2 separate regions of the Homo sapiens genome follow, and region 2 is linked to region 1. A link is a contact called in ENCODE Hi-C data. All regions are on one chromosome and are shown on one strand. Each heading gives the region's core, a stretch centred on a gene start or an enhancer-like site at or near the end of the contact. The rest is flanking DNA. Distances are from core to core; before and after follow the strand shown. Region 1 holds the start of CTDP1-DT (CTDP1 divergent transcript). Region 2 holds the start of PARD6G (par-6 family cell polarity regulator gamma).

Region 1 (2,700 bases), core at 170-2,669:
AATGACGCCACAATGGACACTATACCCACACTCAATAGCTGAACAACATATAGTCAGTCACTAATCAATGTTATTTCTGTAAACCAGTGAGAATTCCTCACAAACAAGTTCCTATTAGTCCACTCCCTGGCCCCCTTTTTTGCCTTTAAAATCCACTGTTAACTGCTAATCGGAGTACACATTCAGGGCGCCTTGAATTTGTGCTCAAGTGTGGCCCAAATAAACTCTCTACTTAGAGAAACTGTGTCTCCGCTCGTTTTCAGGCCGACAGTTTCCAAAATGTTAGTATTCAGCCTAACATGAGAAAAGTCACCATATAAAAGTGAGGGGGGAAAAGCAAATACAGGATAATCTCAATTGTATATAAAATTTATATACGTAAGGACAAAGATACATAGTAAAAAAAAAATTCTGGCAGGTATTAAGGCTGAAAAAATTAAAACAGTCCAGAGCGGTCTGGCTCAGGCCAGCCTGGGCCTGCCGAGTAGCTGGGACCTCAGCCACCGCGCCTGGCTAAGTATTAATGAATCTGTTTTAGAGATAGGGTCTTGCTACGTTGCGCAGGCTGGTCTCCAACTCCCAGGCTCAGGTGATCCGCCCGCCACAGCCTCCCGAAGTGCTGAGCCTCCCAAAGTGCTGAGACTACAGGCCTGGCCGCCCGCCCGCCAGCTTAATTCACGTAAATTCCAGACAAACGTAGAAAGTGGCTCCTTTAGTAAGCCACTTGCGGCTGCTGCTCATCAGGGTTCGCCTGGGGCCACTGAGACCACGCGCCGGTGCCCGCCCTCCCGCTGCGGTCCGATTTTCTGAACCAACCAGGCGCTTCCGGGCGCCTTGCCCCAGACGGGCCCACCGCCTGCGCGGGCCGAGGGCGGCGCACCTGCCCCTGCGCTTCCGCATCGAAGGTGAGGTCGGAGGAAGAGAAGACCGCAACCCCCAAGCTCCCGCGGCGTGGGGTCCGGGGGGGGACACGAGGCGGGGCCACCAGGACGCCGACAGCCTCACGTCTCTGGGCCCGCGGCGCGCAAGGCATGCCGGGACCCGTAGTCCCGCGACGTTGCGACTCACAGTGCGCGATGGGAGTGGAGGAGAGCGGCTCGCGGTGCATGCCGGAACTCGTAGTCTCGGGATGCTGGGTCTCAGCGCGTGATGGGGTAATGGCACGCAGGCCTGCGTTGAACGCTGGGACTCGTAGTCCCGCCATGCTCTGTCCGCGGTGCACGCCGGGATACGTAGTTCCGAGCGCGCCAAGACCGTCACTGGGACTGGGCGACAGCGGCCCGCGTTGCATGCCGCTGCTCCACGGTGCCGGCGCTCCGAGGAAAAGTAGGTAGGGCTCAGGAACGCAGTTCTTCACGGCCGGCACGCAGGGTTGGTCCCAGGACGGAGCCGGCTCCGGCCCCGCGCGGCGCTCGTATTTACACGCGCACGTACGCACGTACGCGGCGCCCTTGCGTGACGTCACGCGCCCTCCAGGAAGTCGGCGCGGGCTAGGCGACGGGTGGAAGCCGGTACCGAGAGGAACTACAGCGTCGCCGCCTGGGTTGTGTCGCCGCGGTAGGCGCTGCGCTCTGAGCGCAGCGCAGGCCCCGTACCGACCGCCCGCCCGCCCTCTGTCCGCGATGGAGGTGCCGGCCGCGGGTCGCGTTCCTGCCGAGGGCGCCCCGACGGCGGCTGTGGCCGAGGTGCGCTGCCCGGGGCCCGCGCCGCTGCGCCTGCTGGAGTGGAGGGTGGCGGCGGGCGCGGCCGTGCGCATCGGCTCGGTGCTGGCCGTGTTCGAGGCCGCCGCCTCCGCGCAGTCCTCCGGGGCCTCTCAGTCCCGTGTAGCCTCCGGGGGCTGCGTGCGCCCCGCGCGGCCGGAACGCAGGCTGAGGTCGGAGCGCGCGGGCGTGGTGCGGGAGCTGTGCGCGCAGCCGGGCCAGGTGGTCGCCCCAGGGTGAGTGTGCTGAGCCGGGCGGGGCCGAGGGCGGGCGGCTCCGGGGAGGGATCCTGGAGGACCCCCGGGCTGCTGCGTCCGCGGTGGGCAGGGGCGCCCCTGGTGAGGGAGCGATAAAGCGGGACGCAGGCACTGCGCTTCTCCCCTAAAACTGGATAGTCACCACCTGTGGTTTTACCAACGGGGAGCATTTTGAGATAAAAGGAAAGGGTCCTGCGTAGCGACACGAAGTTACTGTTTGGAAAAGCTATGTTTGTTTCTTTCTTTCTGCAGTGATAGTCCCCGCCCCTTCCTTTAGCTCCACCTTTGTGACTTAGGAAAACTCATGGGTGGCTGTGAGCACAAGAGTCATCAGGCAGGCTCCAGACCTGTTATTGAAATATAAACTGTTGGGTGTGTGCACATCTTTAAATTTTTGTAAACTTTGTGAAACGCAGTTGTAAAACCTGGTGCAGTTCTGTTTCGTGGCTAAGGAACGGGCGGAACCCAGGCCTGCAGCGAAGGCAGTAGCCCCGTGGTTGACCACAGTGGGCATTGTCGCAGGCTGCTTCAGGGTGACGTGGGCGTTGTGACAGACTCCACAGCTCTCAGTAGCTGTGCTCTGACCCCAGAAGGGGATATGTTTCCGTAGCACCGAAGTGTCCAGCCATGTTTGAATCTACCCTTGTGTTCTGGGATGGGCGGGCAAGTGGACACGCGTGTGCGCCTGGCTCTGGTAGTTTTGATTGTGAGAACAGAAACTCCAGGGAGAGGTGGACACTCCA
Region 2 (2,700 bases), core at 1-2,500, 570 kb after region 1:
GCCCCCTCCCGCAGGACCCCGAACAACTGCAGCACCTCCTCAGCCCGCGGGGTCCACCAAGGAGACCCTCACAAACAATAGCATCTGCGGCGAAGGAACCACCCCCGCAAAGGGCAGAAGCGCCAGATCCTACCAGCCAATTACCCAGACGCGCATCGCGACCCGCAAGTTCGGGCACGCTCCGCCCGGGCGCAGGCAGCGGGAGGGGCCGGGCACGCCCGTGGGGGTGGTCTGGGTACGGGTCTGATCCGGGGGCGCGCTCGGGAGGGGTCTGGGTCTGAGCCGGGGGCGCGCCCGGGGGAGTGGGCTGGGTCTGGGGCGGGGGCGCGTCCGGAGGTGGGGGAGTCTGGGGTGGGGGCGCGCCCGTGGGGGTGGGGTGGGGTGTCTGGCCCGGGGACGCGCCCGGGGAGGCGTGGTCTGGGTCTGGGCCGGGGGAGAGCCGGGTGCGTGCTCTGGGTCTGCGCGGGGGAGCGCGCCTGGTGCCTAGATGTTTGGTACCGAGCGGGTGGGGGACGCCGGGCTCGGAGCCGGCGGCAAGTCTCCTCCTGGCAGGTAACAAGCCTCCTTTGCAGCCTTGAAGGCGCCTTGGCCAGGGCCATCCCACGGCCCGGGCCCCCAGAGCCCCCCCACGGCCCCGAATCCGAGCAGCCCCTGGCCCTCAACTCGCCCCGGAAAGGCCGCCCTCCCCTCCAATGTGTGGCGCGCCCCGATCGCCTCTCACTCGTGGAACAAAAGAGCAGCTCCCGCGGAGCGGGTCCAGAGTCTGCCCGGACTGTCCGATGGCCCTCGGCCCTCTGAGCGCCGCGGCTGCCGGGCTTTGTGTCCGCGCGGGGGGCGGGAAGGACGGCCGGGGTCCCCAGTGCGCGTCCCGCGGAGCGGCGCGCGGCGCCCGAACTGGAAAGTTGTCGCCGGCGCCTGTCGCCTCCACGCCGCCCCAGTCCCCCTCCGCGGGGCGCCCCATTCATTAGCCAGGAGACTGGGCGCAGGGCCGCCGGGGCGGGCGGGGGGCTTACCTTGCTCTTGACTTCCACTGCGCTGCAATCGTAGAATCGCAAGGTCTGAGACTTGTGAAAACTTCGGTTCATGGTTTCGGCCCCGGTCAGCCTCGCCGTCGCCCTCGCTCCTCAGGGGCCGCAGAAAGACTCCCGGGGGCGGCGCCCCCAGGCCCCGGCCCCGGCCCCGGCCCGCGCTCGCTTGGCCGGCGGGCTGCTCCCGGTGCTGCGGGCCCGAGCTGGGCTGGCCGCGCGCCTCAGGGACTCCAGGGGCCGCGCGCGGGAGGAGCGCGGGGGACGCCGGCGCGCGCCGCCCCACCTCCCGGCGCCCGCGCCCGCGCCCCGCCCCGCCCCCGAGCCCCGGAGGACCCGCCCATATCCCCGCCCACAGCCCCGCCCCGCGCTCCGGAGGACCCGCCACACCACGCCCCCACGCTGCAGCTCCGCGTCGGATCGCCAGTGGGTGCGCGCCCTCCTGTCCACAATCCCAGAGCCTGGGGAAAGGAGCATCGCGGCCAGCCCAAGGCGTCTCGTTTTGATTGCCTCCACCGAGCAACCTAGGATAGGGGTTGATTTTTGCCATTGTTTTGGGTAATATTCAAGTGAAGAATGCTAACGAGAACCACTGGAGACCTGATCCCAAAAGGCATCACCTGTCAGTACTAATTGTCAAGTTGCTGATGGCCTGGGAGAAGGGTTTTATCAAATAGGCTTAGAGCAGCCTGGCCAATACGGTGAAACACTATCTCTACTAAAAATACAAAATTAGCCGGGTGTGGTGGGGGGGGTGCCTGTAATCCCAGCTAATGGGGAGGCTGAGACAGGAGAATCGCTTGAACCCGGGAGGCGGAGGCTGCAGTGAGCCGAGATCGCATCACTGTACTCCAGCCCGGGAGGCAGAGCGAGACTCCGTCTCAAAAAATAAAAAATAAAAATAAAGGCTTAGAGGGCTTTATTAGATAGCCTATCTCTAGGGAGAGGATCAGAAGCACCTGCCTGATGCGAAAGGAGACTTTTTCTAAGGCAGCTAGAAAAAGAGAACCTGTTAAGACAAAGAATCAATTACTAGCAGCATCAATGAATATTTACCAATCAAGAGGCCTCTGAAACGGGCTTGCTGAAACCAAAGATACAATCCTTGCCCTTGAGGAATTTGTGATGAAGTTCAGAAGACAAGACAGTTTTTAAAAAATCATTTTGAAGTATACTATGAATTGTAATCTACAAGCCATATAATTATAAATCTCACCATACATTCATTGCAAAAGAAACCTGCAGAATATAAAGAAGTGAAAAAACCTGTAAAAATTACCTGTAGTCATGCTACTCAGCAATCAACTGTATTAACCTTTGGTGTATTTTATTTTCACTTATTTTTCTGCATATATATTTGTATATTTTACAAAGTTGTGACCATGCTGTTTATCTCGTTTTACAACTTGCACTTTTCACCTTGTGCTATATAATGAACTTTTTCTTCTTCTAAAAACAGGATCTTGCTATGTCGCCCATGTTGTAGTGCAATGCCATAATCACAGCTCACTGCAGCCTCAAACTCCTTGGCTCAAGCAATCCTTCCACCTCAGCCTCTTGAGGACCACAGATTTGTGCCACCACACAGACTAATTTTATTTTTATTTTTGTTTTTTGTAAAGATGGGGGTCTCTTTATGTTGTCCAGGCTTGTCTCAAACTCCTGGCCTCAAGCA

What was found. A loop is a pair of places that touch in the nucleus more often than their neighbours do. Pooled maps may share reads with other maps.
Region 2: a pooled map shows a loop between it and region 1 (10-fold over the local background). The contact joins the promoter of PARD6G here to the promoter of CTDP1-DT in region 1. A Hi-C loop is called at or near these places in 8 of 50 pooled maps.

The regions. Positions count from the first base shown.
Region 1 is chr18:79,678,326-79,681,025 of GRCh38, forward strand. It overlaps CTDP1-DT (CTDP1 divergent transcript), which reads right to left and starts at 1,420. Exons shown (of 5, transcript NR_136643.1): 1 at 1,069-1,420. It overlaps CTDP1 (CTD phosphatase subunit 1), which reads left to right and starts at 1,478. Exons shown (of 13, transcript NM_004715.5): 1 at 1,478-1,936. The coding sequence starts at 1,623. RefSeq lists enhancers at 603-1,110, 1,111-1,619.
Region 2 is chr18:80,246,264-80,248,963 of GRCh38, forward strand. PARD6G (par-6 family cell polarity regulator gamma) reads right to left here and starts at 1,251. Exons shown (of 3, transcript NM_032510.4): 1 at 1,014-1,251. The coding sequence starts at 1,085. RefSeq lists an enhancer at 1-390 and a silencer at 1,417-1,476.